2 separate regions of the Homo sapiens genome follow, and region 1 is linked to region 2. A link is a loop called in an ENCODE intact Hi-C map of the cell type or tissue named here. Cell type or tissue: PC-9. All regions are shown on one strand. Each heading gives the region's core, and the rest is flanking DNA. Links, peaks and the distances in the headings are about the cores only. Region 1 overlaps TMC1 (transmembrane channel like 1). Region 2 overlaps TMC1 (transmembrane channel like 1).

Region 1 (8,992 bases), core at 4,139-8,138, 270 kb after region 2:
TTTGAGTTTAAAAACTGAATCACGACATCCGATTCATCTGGGGACCATGTGTCTTGGAAATCTGTCACTTCAGATTTCCAGCCTACAAGCAGTTACAATAAGGCTACTTTATCCTGGGGACATGTGCCTAAGACAATATTATGCTGCCAACCATACCATTGTCCTATTCACAAGTGCCGGTATAGACTCAGTTTTTGAACAAGTTTCATATATTGTACCAATAGATCTGTCCTGAATTATTAAACCTTTGGGTGCTGACAGACACCGGACCCCTCTGCAAATGCTAAAACCGTCTTGCTTCTGTCACACAAAGACAACTCTCCAGGGCTCCATCGTCCTGCCATGGGATGACTGTTAAATTCCTGTGCCTGACTAGGTGAATCAATATGGAAAAGATATTATAAAAATATTGTTTCCTCCTTTGTCAGGTAGGTTTAAAAATCTAATTTTTATTCCCTTCCTTTCTAAATTTTCCAAGTATGACTCACATGTCCAGACTCACTAAGGAAGGAAATGCATCCTACATTTTCCAAGCAGGGAGGAAAGTCAAGGTGGCCCGAGGAACGTCTACTGACACAGAAGTAAAGGGAGCAGCTTCTGTGGGTTCTGAGCTTTCATTTCCTGGAGTTCAATTTGCTGTTATGGCAGAAAATGGCTAACACGGCTATGGGAGTAATGAGAAACCACTGTTCTATCAGTGGCTTTTACACAAAGTGTCATAAATCCTTCAGGCCTCATGGGTACCATTCACGCAGACATATGCTGCACGTCGATTGTGTTCTTTCAGAGTTAAGACAACAGATTGGTCTAGAAATTTGTTTTTATTGTCAGAAAAGCTGTTATAATGGCTGTCCTGCTTGGTTTCACTACTGATTTTGCAACTATGTTAGTCCACTATTGTTCATATTGAAATTCTTAAATATCTAACATGTTTTTCCAGTTCTCTCGTGGGCAGATCCATTATCAAAATCTCTGCACTGTCTTTTTCTGTTTATTAATTCTTCAGACAGTGGTCAAGCTTGCTTCTGGCTAATTTGAAGAGAATATTGAGTTTTTTGAGCATACAAAGATATTCACACACTTTCCAAAGTTCCAGAAGCAAACTGACCATTATTCTATTATTCACCTTCACGTCAATGCTTGGCACAAATATTCTTTTCCTAACCCTAGGAGGCTGATGAGGGAGGGGGATGTCATGTAGAGGGAGGTGTGGGGCAGGTGTAATGTAAAATTAGTAGGCTGACTCTGCACAAAGGTCCTCACACACAATCGTTCCATTATTTTATGAAGCATGAGGATATAATGCCTGAGCTTAACCATTTTCTACAGAAACAATTAAAAATGTACGGGGATGTTTTATTCAATTCCATTGGCTTGTGACTGGAGATATTGAATTACTCCTTTAGGAATCGCTGAGTAGTGGAGGTTATTTACGCAGATGTTGTTAACATCAACATTTATAGATAAAATCCATTTTGCTATGATTTGGTTGAATGATTAGTAACCTTTATTTACGCACTTATTTTTTGAAATACACATGATAGTTTCTGTGCTAATATTTTTAAATGATGAAAGCACAGAATATCTTTATCATAGCAGGATATTGAGAAATGGCAGAGAACACACAGTGAGAGAGAAAATGAGTTTTGGACATTGCTCCAACACTGCTTCACTGGGTACTCTCCCGCCAGGTTTATCACCTTTTTTTCTTCACTTTCTCAGTTGATCAGATGTGAATAATTTACCTGACATGTACATGTCGCTGATGTAATAAGGAGAGTTAAATAAAAGAAGCTTTCATTTTCTTTGATCTTCCAGGAAGAAAAGAATTTTATAAGGCTAAAGTGTTACAATGATTTTTACTGACAGATGATGGGATCATGCCTGGGTAAGGGACTTAGTGAGCCGAGCTGATTAGTAATGCATGAGTAAAGATAGGATGAGCATTAACATTCGGATATTATTATGCCAGGACTTATTTTTCTAGCTTATGGCTCTTGAGTTATTTGTTTAAAATGTCTTTGTGATACTTATTTTGAAATTTTGAAATTTATTTATAGATGTATACACAAATAATAAGCATATACATACAAACAATGTGCACGTATATAGGTACAAATATATGTGGTTTTAGGCAAGTCTCGATTTTGAATTACGTGCAAAATTATATTTTAGAATTGATCAGGTTATGCAGCAATGAAACAACCTCAAAATCGTAGCAGCTCATAAAAGGAACATGTTCAATGTGGGGTGGAAGAAGAGCTTTGCTCTTAGAACTTACCTTCACTTTAGAGACCCAGACTGATGGAATAGGATCCATCTGAAACATTGCTATCACACTAGCAGAGAATGAAGAGAAGGAAAACCACACAGGACTTTTAAAGTTTCTACCCAGCAGTAAGGACCTAATTTCTATTCATACTTTATTGGCCAAAACAAGTGATGTCACCACCTGATTTTTAGGAAGACTCAAAGTGTATTACATCAACATGTATTGGTATTGGGGAGTATAATCTAGTGCTTTGCAATTCTAACCCATTAGCTGGGACTATCACTTGCTTACTTGCTCACTTTTTTGGCGTTCCCTCTCTCTTGCTGTCCTGTAACAAAAGTATACTGTATTGTTTTAAAATCTGTCTTCTCATTAGAAAAAAATAGTTTAACTTCCTACAAAGTCTTTGTTCAATTCATTATGGTAAAATATCATTCGTATCTATTGTCCGAAATCTTGTCAACAAGACAGCCCAAATTGTGACAATATTCCACTTTTCAAATAAATGAGTTAACTTTGGGTTGGCAAAAGTTCAATTATAGTGGAAACTAATTTCTTCATCTAAATTAAAAATGTCTCTATAATGAACCAAATTTACGTTGGATTGGCTAAACAACTATTCAGGGAGTACAAAATGCTAAACCTAGCTATAAATGTTGAGGGCTTCATTATAGATAGGACAGTTTAAAAGACAGGGCTCCCCTTACATTTTTAAAATAAGTGCACATATATCTTCTTTTTGATTTTGAAATAATAAATTGCTATTTATATTGATTTATGGTGCTAATGAATTTTCTCATCCAAGAAGAGTGAAACTTATTTTGTTGAAATAATCAACTAAGCCATCAAGTAAAAGTGACCACACCTAAGTTGTTCCCACCTAAAAGTAGTATTTTAAAATGCTTATAAAAACTCAGATGCACAAAGCAGAGAATTCCCAAGACAAGCTAAAGTAAGAAAGTAAACAGATAAACTAAATTTAAATAAATGTGTGGAATTTTCATCTCAAAAACCTATAAGCTAGTTATAAATTTTCAATAAAACCCTATTTTAGGAGGCACAAACACATCATTGCAATTGGCTTTAAAACACCATATCACCTACAAAGAGAAAATGATCAACATCAGAAAGAGAAAATTTATTTTAATTTTTTTCTTTCATTAAGCAAAAAACTTTTTTCATTTGTACAGTCGTGGCCCACTGCAACCTTGACCTCCTGTCATTAAGCAAAAACTAATTATTCATGACAGAAGTGATTAATGCAAATGTACAGTTTTTTTGAGTAGAAGAAGTGACTTTAAGGGTTAATTATTTTTAACAAGTTATATTTATAGGTGTATTAGTCAATGATATAAGTGTTGGGGAAAGTTTATTTTAGAATTAGAAGAAAGAAGTAAAACAATTGTAAATATTGTTTACTCTGTTGTAGTTTAAATTCACTAATGATAGTAGGTATAGTTAGTTACAGCATCCTTTCTATGAAATAATTATGATATGCAATTCCTACAATAATGGGGAAAGTGGCAAAATGTGTTTAGAAGTTGGAAATAGATAAGTGCAGTTTCTTTATGAAAAGGGTTTGTCTGGTTGAAAGTGGCAGTGTATTTTCTGCCTTTGGAAAAGAAGCATGATGTCAAATAAACAGGTGCAGTGTGACTTTGTTATGGAGTAAAGACTCAAAACTGAGCAGAGTTCTGTTTTCTTTCTAGGATGGGCTCCTTCTTTGCTCCCAGCCTCCCAGGCATCAATATCCTTCGACTCCATACATCCATGTACTTCCAGTGCTGGGCCGTTATGTGCTGCAATGTTCCTGAGGCCAGGGTCTTCAAAGCTTCCAGATCAAATAACTTCTACCTGGGCATGCTACTGCTCATCCTCTTCCTGTCCACAATGCCTGTCTTGTACATGATCGTGTCCCTCCCACCATCTTTTGATTGTGGTCCATTCAGGTCTCTTGCTTTTGAAATTTGACTCAGGCATCGTGTTCTTTCGGGGGTGGAGGTGGGAATGGTCATTCATTGTATAAGCTATTTTTTCCCCCCAAACAATGACATTTTTGGTTGGTGGAAATGAGATCCCGGCTGGGCGCAGTGGCTCATGCCTGTAATCCCAGCACTTTGGGAGGCTGAGGCAGGCAGATTACCTGAGGTCAGGAGTTCGAGACAAGCCTGGCCAACACGGTGAAACCTCGTCTCTACTAAAAATACAAAGAAAAAAAAATTAGTCGCGTGTGGTGGTGGGTGCCTGTAATCCCTGCTACTTGAGAGGCTGAGGCAGGAGAATCACTTGAGCTCAGGAGGCGGAGGTTGCAGTGAGCTGAGATGGTGCCATTGCACTCCAGCCTGGAGGACAAGAGCAAAACTCTGTCTCAAAAAAAAAAAAAAAGAAAGAAATGAGATCCTTTGGGTATTCAGGTTCAATAGGTGACATGGAGATTCTTAGGCAAGTTCTGTCTATTTCCTCATTTGGGAATCATAAAAGAGAAAATACTTTATACTTTTCCAGGCTCTGCCTGGGTAAAATATGTATGGTGAATCTGAGCTGTTTCCATGTTAGAGGATAGCTAAGAGCAAGGTCTGATGACAGTGGTCTGGATGTGAGTTTGCCTGACTCTGGGCCGTCACATCCAGACGTGGTCAGCTATCACTACTTCTCTTGTGCATTACTACCTTAAAAAGAGAGAGAGAGAGACAGACAGAGAGAGAGAGAATACCCCACACTTTACCTAGGAAAGAGAATTATTACTAAATACTAATGAGCATAAGGAGGGCCACCCAATTTGTTATCCAAAATATCACATGCTAGTGAAAAAAATTAAGGCTGTTCCACATATATATTCTCTCCTAATTATCATTCAAGTCAGGAATCGAGAGTCACAACGGCTCCTTGATCCAATTTAGAGATACACATTTCTACAGTTCTCTATGACAGAGCTCTCTTCTCTCTATGACACATATCAGAAACCTAAGTCCCTGGGATCTGGAGGATGAAGTTTCTTTCCCTAAAGGGCCTTAGAAATGAATCTACTACAAGTTCTCCCAAGAATCTCTGCATGTTGATTCACTGGCCAGCATGCACTTGAGCTGTTTCTCCTTTTCAGTGAAGGAAATGAGACTGTAAAAAGCCATGTGAATGATATGCATGATGCTGTAATGCCCACATATAATTCCTCCATTATGTTGTCAGACCCAAGTTATTTAATTAAAGTCAAAAGGTTCATTGCTGACAGACTAAGTATATAAGAGACATTTTCACTCTTAACAGTAGTCTGAGTTATTGCTTTGCTGGAAAACAAGAAAATGTTAAGCCAGCTGATCGAGTTAAACTAGCTGGACCTCTGTCTACTCAGAGAACTGATGTTGAGAAGCTCTGTTAATTCCGTTGTGTGTGTGTGTGTGTGTGTGTGTGTGTGTGTGTGTGTGTGTGTGTTTCCAAGTGGGCTGAAATAAATAATGCAGACAGTGACATCTGGAGACTAAATATGAAATTACAGTCTTGATGAGACATTCGTCTCAATAAATTCCGAACCAATCTCAGAGTACAAAGTTCAAGGAATATGCCATTCAAAGGCTTTAGTTAATTGCAAATTATTCACACTACTTATTATCCAGGATAAGTTTAGGTGTGCATTAAGCTATTAATTGGAAGTTGATCCTTCTCAGTAAAACATAGCAAAGGACCCTAGCTGCCTGTAAGGGAAACCACACAATGTAAACATGGATCTCCACAGATGCATTCAGATTTACAATACGTCTTAGACATGAACAATAGTTGCACAATTTCAGCTTCTTAAGCCCTAACTCTTCTGGCTTTCCTAATTGGCAAACTTAGGCAAAATTATGGCATGTAAATCACTATTTTGAAATCAGGGAAATTTATTTTTTATTTTTAAAATTATTTATTTGTTTTTTAATTTCCATAGGTTATTGGGGAACAAGTAGTGTTTGGTTACTTGAGTCAGTTCTTTAGGGTGATTTGTGAGAAATCAGGGAATTTTAAATATTTTCAATGGAGTACTGGGAAGGGTTATCTCTATGCTATTTAGATTTTTTTTTTCATGTCAGTTTCCTCACTTTAGAGCCAAAGGATGTTTGCATTGTTTATTTGTCTGGACTTAAAAGTTTGAAAGGATTGTCCTGCTCTAGAAATGAGGTGAGAATGCTTGTATGCTTGTACTAGTGGGTGCCTCATAGCTTGTCATCTTTATGAACCCCAAGTTTTAGGTGATTTGCTTAACCTTCCTGGTGAAGGTTGTCTGACTCTATCTAGATCCTGGGCAAGCAGGAATTTAGGAAATATAAATTTGAACTAGGTTACTGGAGGTATCACAGTGATGGCTAGTTGCTCTCCAGTGTAGGGAAGTTTTCAGGTAAGATGGCTATAGTATATTTATCCATTCAGTAAAGCAATTTGATGAGATATTCTAGCTTGTCTGGTTTTATAAGACCTGGCTAGAGAGGGTAAATTTTCCAAGAAATTATTCCAATAGGCTAGTAAGTGGATTTATCGTAAATAGTTGACAATTTAAAGATGTCCAGATGAAGGCAATTCTAATTGTTCTATAGCATTTCCTGACACCTGATGTTTCCTCCCATCTATGTCAATAATTCTGAACAATTTATAGTTCTCTAGGTTTTTATATACATCCCTGCTTACATTATGACAATTTTATTTTTCATATATTTTCATCTTACTGCAAAGATAATATGTGTTTATGCTAGAAAACCTAAACATTGTAGAAATATTTTTACATGAAAAGAAACATGGCCCATAATCTTGAAAACCTGAAATAACAACTTTTTAGCATTTTATATTCTGTTTTGCCTTTCATGCATGATTTTTCATAACTGAGCTTGTACTGACACAGGATGTTTCTCAGCCTCTTCACTGGACTCACAGAGGGGCACCCTGTCTACTCGGCCTGCTGTGCTTAACCCCTTGTGGGAGGAAGCACGTGGGCAAGTGAGTGCGGGATCTGGCGAGACACACTGGGCACTGACACAGGAGCAAGCTCCATGTGGGGCCCGTGGCCAGACCAGGTGTGTCACCTTGAGGAGAATGCAATGGTGCCCAAGTGCCTATGACCCTAAAGCCCCAGAGGGGGTGTTACAATGCTTCCTGAGTTCCACCATCCTCAGCCTGATGGATGGCAGTGTCTTAGCAGCTCAGTTGGCCCCTTGCCTCATCATGTGGGGCAGCTGCCCTCCACTGGAGAGGGCAAAGGGCCAGTGTGACAGTCTTTCCTGGGTTCCCACAATCGGTGGGTCCCAAGCTCTTGTCCAGCATCCAAGAAGAATGAGGTCACATGGATTATTGAAGGATGGTGAAGGAGGAGAATTTTATTGAGTAATGAAATTGGCTCTCAGCAGAGAGGGCAGTTGGAGAGGGGCCAGGAAGGGCAGGTCATCTTCCCCAAAGTCAGGTTGTCTCTTCTCCAAAGTCAGGCCGACTCTTCCCCAAAGTCAGGCCGTCTCTCCCCTCTACCAACTGAGTCTGTGGTCTTTATAGGCACAGGATGGAAGTGTGTGCTGACTGGTTTGTGAGTATGCAAAAAAGGCTAAAGTGAAGGTGTCACTCAAAGGTAGACACGACAGTATAGAAACCCAACTAGGAAAGGGTAGGTATATGTAAAATAGGTGAAGGGTGGGGATGAATCAGAGGAAAGTGCGCCAAACAGGAAGACAAGTTCTCAATCCGGTCTGAGGATTTAACTTGGACCTTGGCTTTCAGGCTTTAAACTGTCTTTGGCTTGGAGGTGGCATTTCACCAGGTACCTGCCCCTATCTGCCTAGGCATTTGGCTGCCTCCTGTTGCTATCAGTATACTAGGTGCAGGTTTTTTAGTATTAAAAGTTAAAATTATATTGTGAGACTGCTATTATATTGGTCATTTGCAATCATGCTTTATGCATCTATTTTTCTTAATAGTTTAGCTGACTTCTAGAGATTGGGGATAGAGAAGTTTCCTCTCTGTGGATCTAGGACACAGTAAAGTGCTGGTCAATAATTTGAATGAATGAATGAATAATGACTGCTTATTGTGCACTAAGCACTAGAAGAGACACAGGGTTAAGTCCATGCATTAAGCATTGATTCTGGTCCTGTGGCACTTATCACCCAGCTGGGAAGACAGGCCTCCTCATAAACTGTTCTAATCTAGAGTGGCGCTATGCCTACAGCAGGACTATGGATAGACACAGACAACTGGAAAACAATTCTGAGAATATTGTATGATAGCATACTTTGGCTAACCTGGCAGGAGAAGGCATTGCCAGGGACATGTAGATGCGTCCATAATTTGTACGTAATTAAGATATCTGGACTCCTTTCTTTGGTAAAAGACCTGACCTGAAAAAGGTACACAGGAATCCCCAGGGACTTAGCAACTTTGCTTTGGGTCACACTGGATGCTGAGAAGGCCTTTGTGTGTAGGGATAATTTCATAAAATTTGAATGCCCCCACTCTAACTACGTTCATCAGCTATGACCTGAGGTGCTGGAGAAGGGAGGATAGATGGTCTTATCTTTTTTGGTACTTTTAATTTATCTGCTTATCCTGTATTCCATCTGGCTGGGGCTGCATTGGGGGGTATGAACAATTTGGAATGGTGAAAAATAAAACATATTGGAATAGGGAGTTATAATCTTATATTGCTTGTAAGCTTCATTCCCTCTTATGTATCATAAGTCTTGAAAATTAGAGTGTAGATCTTTAATTTGT
Region 2 (11,523 bases), core at 3,994-7,993:
TTTATCTAAAACAAAAGATCTTATAGGGAAAGCAAACAAACAAACAAAAAATACAGAAACAAAGCAAAACAAAGCACCCCTATGCTCTGAGCTTGGGCCTGGTAAGGGCACTATGAGCCCATGATTTAGCATGTTGCTGGGAAATCTCCTTCCCCCTGTTGAGTTGCCAGAATCGTGGAAGCAGATGGTGTGGGGGATTCAGGCTCCTCCACTGCTTTTCTCAGCCAGACCTTTGAGGAGAGCTTGGCTGAAGTCTTCCAAGCTTTATCCCCTTGTAGCCATTGTTTTGAGCCATCTCAAACATTAAGTAGCTCTTGAGGGTTGAATTGAGTCCTTCCTAAAGACAGACTAAAGTCCTAGTCTCCAGGACCTGTAAATGTTCCCTTATTTGTAATTAGGATGTTTACAGATGTAATCAAATTAAAATGAGGTCATACCGGACTAGGGTGGGCTCTGATCCAATATGGCCGGCATCCTCATAAGAAGAGGAGAAGAGACATAGACACATAGGGAAAAGACCGTGTGATGATGGCAGAGATTAGAGTGATGTGTTTACAAGCCAAGGAATGTCAAATATTGCCGGCAATATCAGAAACTAAGAAAAAGGCATGGCACAGATTGTCTCTGAGAGCCTCTCAGAGAGTATGGCCCTGCTGACACCTTAGTTTCAGAGGTCTAGCATCCAGAACTCTGAGAGAACAGATTTGTGTTGTTTTAAGACACCCACCATGTGGTAATTTATTACAGTAGCCCTTAAACTAACACAGTGACCTTGTGTCTTCTGCCAGAGGGATTTGATCACACTGGTGAGGAAGGGTCCTGGTCCATAATAACCCAAATTTCTGCCAGGGAAGAGGAGATTGAAAGGTCCCAGTGATCTTGGCCTATTTACTTGGGAGCTCTTCCACAGAACAAATGAACTCCTGAAGATGAGCTGCTACAAGGATTCTGTGCTTTGGACAGAATTGCACTTGTCTCTTCCCCCTGCTGTCACTCCCTGACTAGGAAAGGTCCAAGCTGTGAAGGAATCCCCCCCAGAAGAGACTTGTAAGCATTAAAGACCTGTGGAAAACTAAGAGGGAGGGTGGATAGAGGAGTCTGGAGACCGACTAACCTTCTGAGCTGCTTATTGCCTGAAGTGGGGGTGGAGTGGGCTGCAAACACTGTTGTATTTGGGGGACACATCACAGATGCTTATTTGCACCTTGGACTTTGTCAGGACACTCTGGTTACAGCACAACTTTGTGAACATGGATCACAAGATACTTGGAAAAGCAGTGTTTGCATTAATCAGATTAGGATTAGCTAAAATTTTAATTAAAGAACCAGAGAGTACTTCAGAGGCAAGGAGATGATAGTTACCTGGGATTACTTGCTATTTGTGAAACCAACCAGCTGACCACTTGTGTTGTTTGTCCCAAGGTATAATAATAACTAGATGTTTGCATATTGTGATTGTTTCTGTTCGGATTTAATGGCTGATCTATTTATCATATTAAAAGAGGGATCAAGTTCAAAGATTTCAATGCTCTTTATCTTCTTTCTATATATGATATTTATTTTTAAATGTCCATATTAAATATACATATATACACACGATTCTCAGAATTACGAAGAATGTGCTGTGTAGCATTCAATTATATATATAATTTTTTTTTTGAGATGGAGTTTCCCTCTTGTTGCCCAGGCTGGAGTGCAACGGCATGATCTCGGGTCACAGCAACCTCTGCCTCCCAGGTTCAAGTGATTCTCCTACCTCAGCCTCCTGAGTAGCTGGGATTACAGGCATGTGCCACCATGCTGGGCTAATTTTGTATTTTTAGTAGAGACGGGGTTTCTCCATGTTGGTCAGGCTGGTCTCGAACTCCCAACCTCAGGTGATCCACCGGCCTCTGCTTCACAAAGTGCTGGGATTATAGGCGTGAGTCACCAAGCCTGGCTCCAATTCTGTATATTTTTAAATGTAAGTATAAAGATCAAAGATACAAAGTATATTCACATATCAGTTTCCATGTTGTTATTATTATTATTATTTGCCATTTTAACCATCTCCAGATGAAGAAAACTGAATGTAAAGTTAAATATCTCCTTAACTTTTACTCTATTTAAAAAGAGACTGAATTATTTGTGAGGTAACCCAGTTGTAGCTGTTCTACTCTTCTCTACTGCTAGATTTTGGAAGAACCAAAAAGGAATAAAGCAAAGCATGACACAGAAGAGAAAGCAGAATTATACTGTAGTAGTATGCTCATATTTTATCAGAGTTTGCCTGTACTTTTGCTGATTTTTTTTTCTCCTAGCTTGGACATTTTAAAGGCTTATTTTAAATTTATCTCTTCTGTATTAACAGGTGAGAAGTGGACAAATCAATGTATAAAAACTACTATGGCTATCATCATTTAGAATTTTGTCTTAAAAGTAATTGGATTTCTGGGGTCCTAGACACATAATGATTAGAGATCATGCCACCAGTTCTATATGGAGCCATCTCAATTCATCCTTTCTCAATTTATCCTTTCCAGGCATTTTTCTTGAAACTGCCTAAGTACTGGCGTCTCCCTACGACTATTATATCTGAAAACACATTCAGTTTTCAAACCAGCTGAATTTTATGCCTGACTATTCCTTTTAACTTATACCAATGAAAATCCTTTAATAAATTCACTCACAATTGCTCCACTTTCTCAAACAGAGCACAAAGCATCTAACAATATTTCTTCATGATTGATAGCATACACACTCTTGACTTCATATTCTTCAAAATCTTGGTATTTTTATAAGCATTAGTGCCTTTTTTTTCCCCAGTCAGAAGCACTGACGGATTTATTCTATTGGGTGTTGTCTTCTGTTTGGTCTTTAGCTTTTCTTAGCTGTGATCGTTTATTGCTGAATAATTAAGGGCAATTCTTTCCCACTGAAATACTTTTCAAGTTAAACATTTTTTCCTTAAATTTTTGCCCCAGGCTACTTCTAGATCCAGCGTTGTTCCAGCTTACTGAGCATTCCAGAGGGCTAAGGTCCAAGTTAGCCAAGGTTTTAAAATGTTGACCATGTGGACCTGAATTCTTTCCAGTTACATATTTGCATACTTTTAACAGGAGTGGTTATTTCTCGTCAAAAGACAGAACGCTGGAAATACCAGGGCAAAACTATGTGTTTTTTTCTTGGTGATATCTTGATCTTAGCATTTTACTCTCTCTTCCTGGTTTCTAGCTTGACCTTTGTATTTTAGAGGAGAGTAATAGAGTAACAGTGCACTGAGAAGCAATGGGACATGACAGAATAGTTTCAGCAGTGAAAGTCAGGGAAGCTGGTTTCAACCATTCATTCACAAGCTTAAAGGACTTTGGTATCTGACTTTGTGGATGCCACTTTCTCATCTGTAAAATAAGGGGGTTGGATCGTGTGATTTATAAGGGGCTTTCTTACTTTCTAACATTCCATATTCTATAAAGACAGTTAAAGTCTCCAGAGAGTAAAGAATGTAGAAAATTCCTGAAATTTACTCAGCTCCTTTATTCCTAAATATTTTTGAATTCTGAAATTATTATTATTATTATTTTTTGAGATGGAGTCTCACTCTGCTGCCCAGGCCAAAGTGCGATGGCACAATCTCAGCTCACTGCAATCTCTGCTGCCCAGGTTCAAGTGATTCTCCTGCCTCAGTCTTCTGAGTAGCTGGGATTACAGGCATGTGCCACCATGCCTGGCTAACTTTTGTATTTTCAGTAGAGAAGGGGTTTCACCATGTTGGACAGGGTAGTATCAAATTTCTGACCTCAAGTGATCCACCCGCCTCGGCCTCCCAAAGTGCTGGAGTTACAGCCAAAGCACCTGACCTGAATTCTGAGTTTTGATTCTGTTTTTTTTTTTTTTTTTTTGAGACAGAGTTTTGCTCTTGTCACCCAGGCTGGAGTGCAATTGCACGTTCTCCGCTCACAGCAACCTCCATCTCCCGGGTTCAAGTGATTCTCCTGCCTCAGCCTCCCAAGTAGATGGGACTACCACCGTGCCTAGCTAATAATTTTGTGTATTTTAGTAGAGATGGGATTTCACTGTGTTAGCCAGGATGGTCTTGATCTCTTGACCTCGTGACCCTCCCTCCTTGGCCTCCCAAAGTGCTGGGATTACAGGCGTGAGATACTGCGCCCGGCCCATACTCACAGATTTCTTTGTGATATTATCTCATTTGTTTTCACCACACCCAGATGATGTGGATGGTAGGAGAAATCCCATGCGAATAAGTGGAATATGTTAGTAACTGCTTCCTTGGGTCCTTTTGCCTCTGGACTTAACTCTTTTTTTTTGAGACGGAGTCTTGCTCTGTCACCCATGCTGGAGTGCAGTGGCGCAATCTTGGCTCACTGCAACCTCTGCCTCCCAGATTCAAGCAATTCTCCTGCCTCAGCCTCCCGAGTAGCTGGGATTACAGGCATGTGCTGCCACGCCTGGCTAATTTTTTTGTATTTTTAGTAGAGATGGGGTTTCACCATATTCCCCAGGCTGGTCTCAAACTCCTGACCTTGTGATCCACCCACCTTGACCACCCAAAGTGCTGGGATTAGAGGCATGAGCCACTGCACCTGGCCTGGACTTAACTCTTAAATGATGTTACCCAGGAAAACCAATCTATGACTAAGGCAAAAAAAAAAAAAAAAAAAAAAAAAAAAAAAGTTGCACAGAGAAGAGTGGAAATATCAGTAAATCAGAAGCTAGGCAGGCCTAATCCCTAATCCACTTGGTGACCTTCTGCAAAACACCTTTCTGTTAGCCTTTTCACCCGTGAATTTTTTTTTTTTTTTGAGACGGAGTTTCGCTTTGGTTAGCCAGACTGGAGTACAATGGTGCGATCTCAGCTCACTGCAACCTTCGCCTTCTGGGTTCAAGGGATTCTCCTGCCTCAGCCTCCTGAGTAGCTGGGATTACAGGAACCTGCCATCACACCCAGATAATTTTTGTATTTTTAGTAGAGATGGGGTTTCACCGTGTTGGCCAGGCTGGTCTTGAACTCCTGACCTCAGGTGATCCACCTTCCTCGGCTGCCCAAAGTGCTGGGATTACAGGCGTGAGTCACTGTGCCTGGCTTACTTGTGAAATTAAAGCTTCAACTTTTACTCCTTAGGAACGTCTCACAAATTTCCACACATAAATCTAAAGTAGACACTCCTGCTTGCCAAAAGCATACTCTCTAAAACATTGGTTCTCAGACGGACATAGTGGCTCATGCCTGTAATCCCAGCACTTTGGGAGGCCGAGACGGGTGGATCACTTGAGATCAGGAGTTTGAAACCAGCATGGCCAACATCGTGAAACCCCATTTCTACTGAAAATACAAAAAAAATTAGCCAGGTATGGTGGTGCGTGCCTGTAATCCCAGCTACTCGGGAGGCCGAAGCAGGAGAATCACTTGAACCTGGGAGGCGGAGGTTGCAGTGAGCCAGATCCCGCCACTGCACTCTAGCCTGGGAGATAGAGCGAGACTCTGTCTTGGAAACAAACAAACAAACAAACAAACAAAAAAATTGGTTCTTGAGCAGGGCAATTTCACCTCCAAGGGGACATTTGACAATGGCTGGGGACATTTTTGGTTGTCACATCTGGGGTTGGGGAGTGAAGTGCTATTGGCATCTAATACGTAGAGGCCAGGGATGCTGCTGAACATCCTGCAGTGCACAGGACAGCCCCTGACAGCATTAAACAGTCCAAAATGTCAATTGTTTTTTGAGGTTGAGAAACGCTGGTCTAAAAGAAATGACAGGACAGGTGGCTTGGCTCATGCCTATCATCCCAGCACTTTGGGAGGCTGAGGCGAGTGGATCACCTGAGGCCAGTAGCTTGAGACCAGCCTGGCCAACATGGTGAAACCTCTTCTCTACTAAAAATACAAACAATAGCCGGGCGTGGTGGCCCACACCTGTAATCCCAGCTATTCAGAAGGCCAAGGCAGGAGAATCGCTTGAACCCGGGGGGCAAAGATTGCAGTGAGCTAAGATCATGCCACTGCACTCCAGCCTGGGTGACAGAGTGAGACTCTCAAAAAAACAAACAAACAAAAAAACAGAAATGACTCAAATGTTTACAGTGATTACTTCTGGATGGGATTATGATAATTGTTTCTCTACTGTTCTAAAAAACTTTCTGTTCTTTCCAAATGTTTAATATTGAGCACTTATTTTACAATCATTAAACAAAGAAATGACAACAACTGTTAAAAAAAAATTCTTAAGAACTGAAAGGCAAACACCACCACCACTAAAGCCATGTCCCCCAGATCTAGGTTGTGAGTCACATGATACCGACTTCAGAGGCAGCATGTCTCAAGGCCTCTCCAATGTGTGTCAGGGACAGCAGTGGGAGTAGGGCCCTCTGAGTCAGCCTCTTTGACCTGGGATGCTGCAGGAGATCTTAGCAAACATTCAAGATTTTCACTGAGTCATTTGCCTGTGGCATTGATCTGCTCACTCAAGTCTTCCGGTGTTTTGGTGTGAGGGAGGCTAAAGAGGAAAAACAGCTGTTTAGTTTCTCATTGATTTGTATTGTCATTGAGCAATACCTGGAGCCCAAGTGGATGTCTTTTATTCTGTGGCCTCCACAGCTGGGTCAGTGTGGAAGGCTTCAGACCATGAGAAATTGTTCCTGGGAGTCAATTATTTTAATAAGTGAGATATCAGAGTATATTCACAGAAAGAGGCTTCCCTGGCACTGTAAGGGCAGCCAGGAATAAAATAAAAATGCTTCTTCAGTGAAGATAATTGTCCAAATTGAAGACATAGGAAATATTTCTAATTTGCCTGTGTATTTGGTGAACATTTCTCTCTCTCTCTCTCTTTCTCTCTTTCTCTCTCTCTCTCTCTTTCTGTCTCCATAAATGAAGACATGGGAAAATCTATTAAAAATTAAATTAAAATGCAACACTTTTACATAAACAAAATTCCCAATCACTCTCCTTACTTTACCTCAGCCCAACCAAATGTGAGTTAAATCTCTTCCCTTTCCCATGGGACACTAGCATCTTGGTGGCCCAGCTCAGTAGCTAAGCATAGAGTAATGAGTTTGTTAAATAATTTCAATTACATTGTTTTTGAGATTCCAGGGTCACAGGGAAATTCTGACCTGAATTATCTGGATGAACTCTCACAATTGTGCACTGCCTTGTTCAAATTTGGGAAGTGCTGAGAAGCACTCATCCAAGGGGTAGATCTGGACTTCAGCTCATGCAGCATAATAGAATTTCAGGCTCAGTGATTTCTAATCTGTTACCACTTGCCATTTTCTACTTGAAGAGGGCAGACACCTTCACTGATCTCTGTTTCTATTTCATCTTTTGAAAAATCGGGATGATAATGGTTATCTGGTTTACATGCTTTTACATGCTTGTCAGGAGTTATTTTAAAGCACTTTACAAATATAAAAATGTACAATAAAATTGCAGAGTCGGATGCAGCAACCCCTGTATCCTTTGAGGAATCTATCACAATTCATACCCCTCCCAAGCCAACTTTTCTGGTACTACTCTGGAAAATTGTGCTTATACAGTTAAAATTTTTATTTTCAAAAAGTTGTGTAATTCCCTTTTTCAACCATTTTTTTTTGTTATAAGAAATGCAATTAAAAACATACTTTTCTTTCCAAATAGAAGAGCCTATTCTGCCTTATAAGAATTGTTTGAAAGATTGAAGGACAAATGAAGTCATACAACTTCTCTGATACCATATTGAACTCAAATGAACACATTTTGAGGTAAGAAATGAGCCTGGAAGATTTTTCTTTTTTTTTTTTTTGAGATGGAGTCTTGCTTCGTCGCCCAGGCTGGAGTGCAATGGCGCAATCTTGGCTCACTGCAACCTCCGCCTCCTGGGTTCAAGTGATTCTCCTGCCTCAGCCTCCTGAGTAGCTGGGATTACAGGAGTGCTCCACCAGGCCTCACTAATTTTTTGTATTTTTAGTACAGATGGGTTTTCACCATGTTGGCCAGGTTGGTCTCAGACTCCTGACCTCATGATCCACCCGCCTTGGCTTCCCAAAGTGCTGGGATTACAGGCGTGAGCCACTGTGCCTGGCAAGAGATAGAATTTTTCACAAAAATAACTCATACCAGAAACTTTGTAGGCCCCCACCGATGCCCATAATCTTTAGGAAACAAACTCTAGTGTCACCTATTTCCTGATACCTTCTGTAACGACCAGGTCATATTCTGAGTTCCTACAGCACTCAGTGTTTCTCATCGGAGCTGTAGCAATGGAGTAATAAATGGCACTGCTCAGGAAGAGAGAATTCAGAAAGAAAAGAGCAGGGCCTAGAAAAGGAACAAACTTATCGGATGTGTAGAGAAAGAATCTGCAAAGCAAGTAATAAAATCCAGAAAAACGTGGTATCATGGTGGTCACAAAAAAAAGAGTGGTTAAATTTTCGAAAATGGAGACAAACCACTCACCATGATCGTGCCATCTGAATAGAAACACAGAAATGATGACAAAAAAATGGCTAAAGAAAGAAGGTCAACAACCATGTCCAATGCTTTGGATATTAAGAAGTGTTCAGATGGATTTAGCAAGTAGAAAGTCACTGACACTTGGTGCACAACCAGACCTCAATGTATTTAGGAGGAAACTGTTATTTTGGAACAATTGAAAGCTTTCATTTGGCTGAGAAATATCAACTCATTCTTAAATAGGTATGTTAGAAGGAGCCTCTGGGCCTGATATCTCCTTGATTACAAGGAAAATGAATAATAGTTGCGTCTGATAACCATGACATATCACCCCTATGTTTGCTTGTAGCTTTCAGCAGCTCAGAACATTGTTGAAAACACTCATTATCCCAATATCCCCAACAGGGAAGTGTTAAAACCTGCCTTGTGCAACTGTCAATCTCTGATGATTAGATAAAAACAATTATGTCATGAGTTGTAGCTATTGTTATTTACTTCCCAAGAGCCAGATTACACAGGTATCTGATTGCTGAAGCAATGTCTGGATGTACCACGAAATTCCACATGCATGTACAGTATAAACACCTCTGGCTATCACCTTATCTAATTTTGATCAGATACAGGTTAATCCCCTCCTGTATCTTTATATGTCCTGAATTTGCCTCATCCACCTGAACTTTGCCATAATTTACTCTCAATTTGTATGTGTCTGTGATGGAGTTGTTGTCATTTTCCTTTTCTTTTTCTTTTTTTTGAGGCCAAGTCTCTTTCTGTCACCCAGACTGGAGTGCAATGACGCGATCTCAGCTCACTGCAACCTCTGCCTCCCGGGTTCAAGTAATTCCCCTGCCTCAGCCTCCTAAATAGCTGGGACTACAGGTGCATGCCACCATGCCTGGCTAACTTTTTGTATTTTTAGTAGAGACGGGGTTTTACCGTGTTAGCCAGGATGGTCTCTTGATCCGCCCGCCTCCGCCTCCCAAAGTGCTGGGATTACAGGCATGAGCCACCGCGCCCGGCCTCATTTTCTCTATCTGTCTGCTTAATCAGGTTTTGCAAGTTTCACATTTCCTCAACTAAACTTCATTTTACCACCCAAGCAAACTTCATTATAATTATTTTATTTTTCTGATGACATCAGATTTCTGTAGGGGTACCTATTAGCTAGAGATACTTAGATTTTATTTTCCCAGCATGTGACTATTTCCCATTCTATACAACACAATGGCAAGAGCAGGAGTATGTTTTTGGACAATTAAAGAGAGAAAAGGCCGGGCGCGGTGGCCCATGCCTGTAATCCCAGCACTTTGGGAGGCTGAGGTGGGCAGATCATGAGGTCAGGAGATCAGGAGATTGAGACCATCCTGGCTAACACGGTGAAACCCCATCTCTACTAAAAATGCAAAAAATTAGCCGGGCGTGGTGGTGGGCACCTGTAGTCCCAGCTACTCTGGAGGGTGAGGCAGAATGGCGTGAACCCGGGAGGCACAGCTTGCAGTGAGCCGAGATCGTGCCACTGCACTCCAGCCTGGGCGGCAGAGCGAGACTCCGTCTCAAAAAAAAAAAAAAAAAAAAAAAGAGAGAGAGAAAATAACTCAGCTTCATTTAGATTTCTATTATTCTTCTCTGATCCATATAGTGGATGTTCACAGAAGTGTAGGAACCAAAACTATGCAAGTTAAACTGTTAATTTTAGAAGTTTATAGCAGTGATGTGGAAGGCTGACCAAAGTTGGCGCTTTGGTCTCACTATAAGCCATAGTAATAAATACATTAACAATGTCCACAAACAACAGTAGACACCATTTAGTAAGGGCTTGCTCCAAGCCAGGCACTGTTTTCAGCTTAAGTCTCACAGCCTTGTGAAGTAGATTCTGTCCCATCTTAGAGCAAGTTGGTCTGAGGATCCTCAAGGGTAAGGTCTCTTGCCAAAGGTCAGCAGAGGTAGTGAGTTCAGAACTGGGATTTAAATCCAGGCTGTTCTATTTCTATTCCACAATTCTGCCTCAACTGCTTCTCTACATTTTAGGCACACGTTTGAATACTGAAAATTTGGGTCACAGAGTTGGAGATGTTTCTTCTTCTAGGCCCCAAACCGGAGCGGGGTGCAGTGGCTCAAGCCTGTAATCCGCACTACTTGGGAAGCTGAGGCGGGAGGATCGCTTGAGCTCAGGAGTTTGAAGATACAGTCAGCTATGATCCTGCCACTGCACTCTAGCCTGGGCAACAGAACAAGATCCTATCTCTAAAAAAAAAAAAAAATTAAAATTTTAACACAAGGGCCCAAACAAGTCAACAGTAATTACAACATGATCTTTACTACTGTCTAATAACATCTCACAGTGCTTTAAACATACGTAGTTACCATTCTGTCCACTTGGTTGCCTGTAATATTAACTCAGTAAGTAGGAATACTTCCTGCCCTGACTAATATACTCATAAATATATGCTCTAAGTCAAGGGTCTTGCAGGTTCTGATTTAAAAAACACAATTTTTTTGAGGGTCACTGGCTTTACATTATCTCATTCTTTTCAAGTTCCTTTGTACGTAAAACATCCTATGCTCAGTTATATGATCTGTTCAACCTCCTGCTTGACAGATATGAAAACAGTGCTCTCATGTAATTTATGTAATTTACATTTTTACATATTTAGCAGTACACCTTTGTGCTATGTTATATTGTTTGAGAACTAATCTGTTTTTCTGATGGCTGGAAGTCTAAGTGAAAAGATTATACATGAAAATAATTCATGTTTATTATCACTAGGAGAAAGTAAGACAATTTAGTTTGATTCACAAGCATTTGAATCCCTATTGTGTCAGACATTGTATTGGAAACTGGGGATACAAGGAAGATATAACCTCATCTCTCAGAGTTCCCTAGTTATCCCATACATATATACAATTATTATTTGTCAATTAAATTTTTTTTAAAAATTTAGAAAGGAGTTTCCAAGTAAGAAAAATCATAGCGAAATGGTATAATTGGTATAATAACAGTTAATTAGCTATAGTATGAAAATACAGAGGAAGATCTAACTAAGTTGGGGATTATTAAAGAAAATTTAAATTAGCTGGGTGTGGCGGCAGAC

What was found. Peaks named below come from ENCODE experiments on the same cell type or tissue, not always from the same donor. Only the 100,000 strongest peaks of a DNase experiment are listed, where the experiment ranks them.
Region 1: a loop joins it to region 2, with 4 times the contacts of the local background. A loop is called at or near these places in 1 of 110 quality-filtered maps.

The regions. Positions count from the first base shown.
Region 1 is chr9:72,816,861-72,825,852 of GRCh38, forward strand. It overlaps TMC1 (transmembrane channel like 1), which reads left to right. Exons shown (of 24, transcript NM_138691.3): 20 at 3,982-4,221. Among named protein-coding and RNA genes, the nearest start is that of LINC01474, 53 kb to the right of the region's middle. In PC-9, for the core only: a CTCF peak has its summit at 5,733 (motif pointing left); a DNase peak (open chromatin) is centred at 5,731.
Region 2 is chr9:72,551,332-72,562,854 of GRCh38, forward strand. All of the region lies in intron 1 of TMC1 (transmembrane channel like 1), which reads left to right. It overlaps LOC101927191 (a long non-coding RNA gene), which reads right to left. Exons shown (of 5, transcript XR_242619.5): 5 at 6,291-6,494. Among named protein-coding and RNA genes, the nearest start is that of TMC1, 35 kb to the left of the region's middle. RefSeq lists enhancers at 339-839, 5,991-7,190. In PC-9, for the core only: no CTCF peak of the experiment used is centred there; DNase peaks (open chromatin) are centred at 5,950 and 6,390; H3K27ac peaks cover 3,980 bases.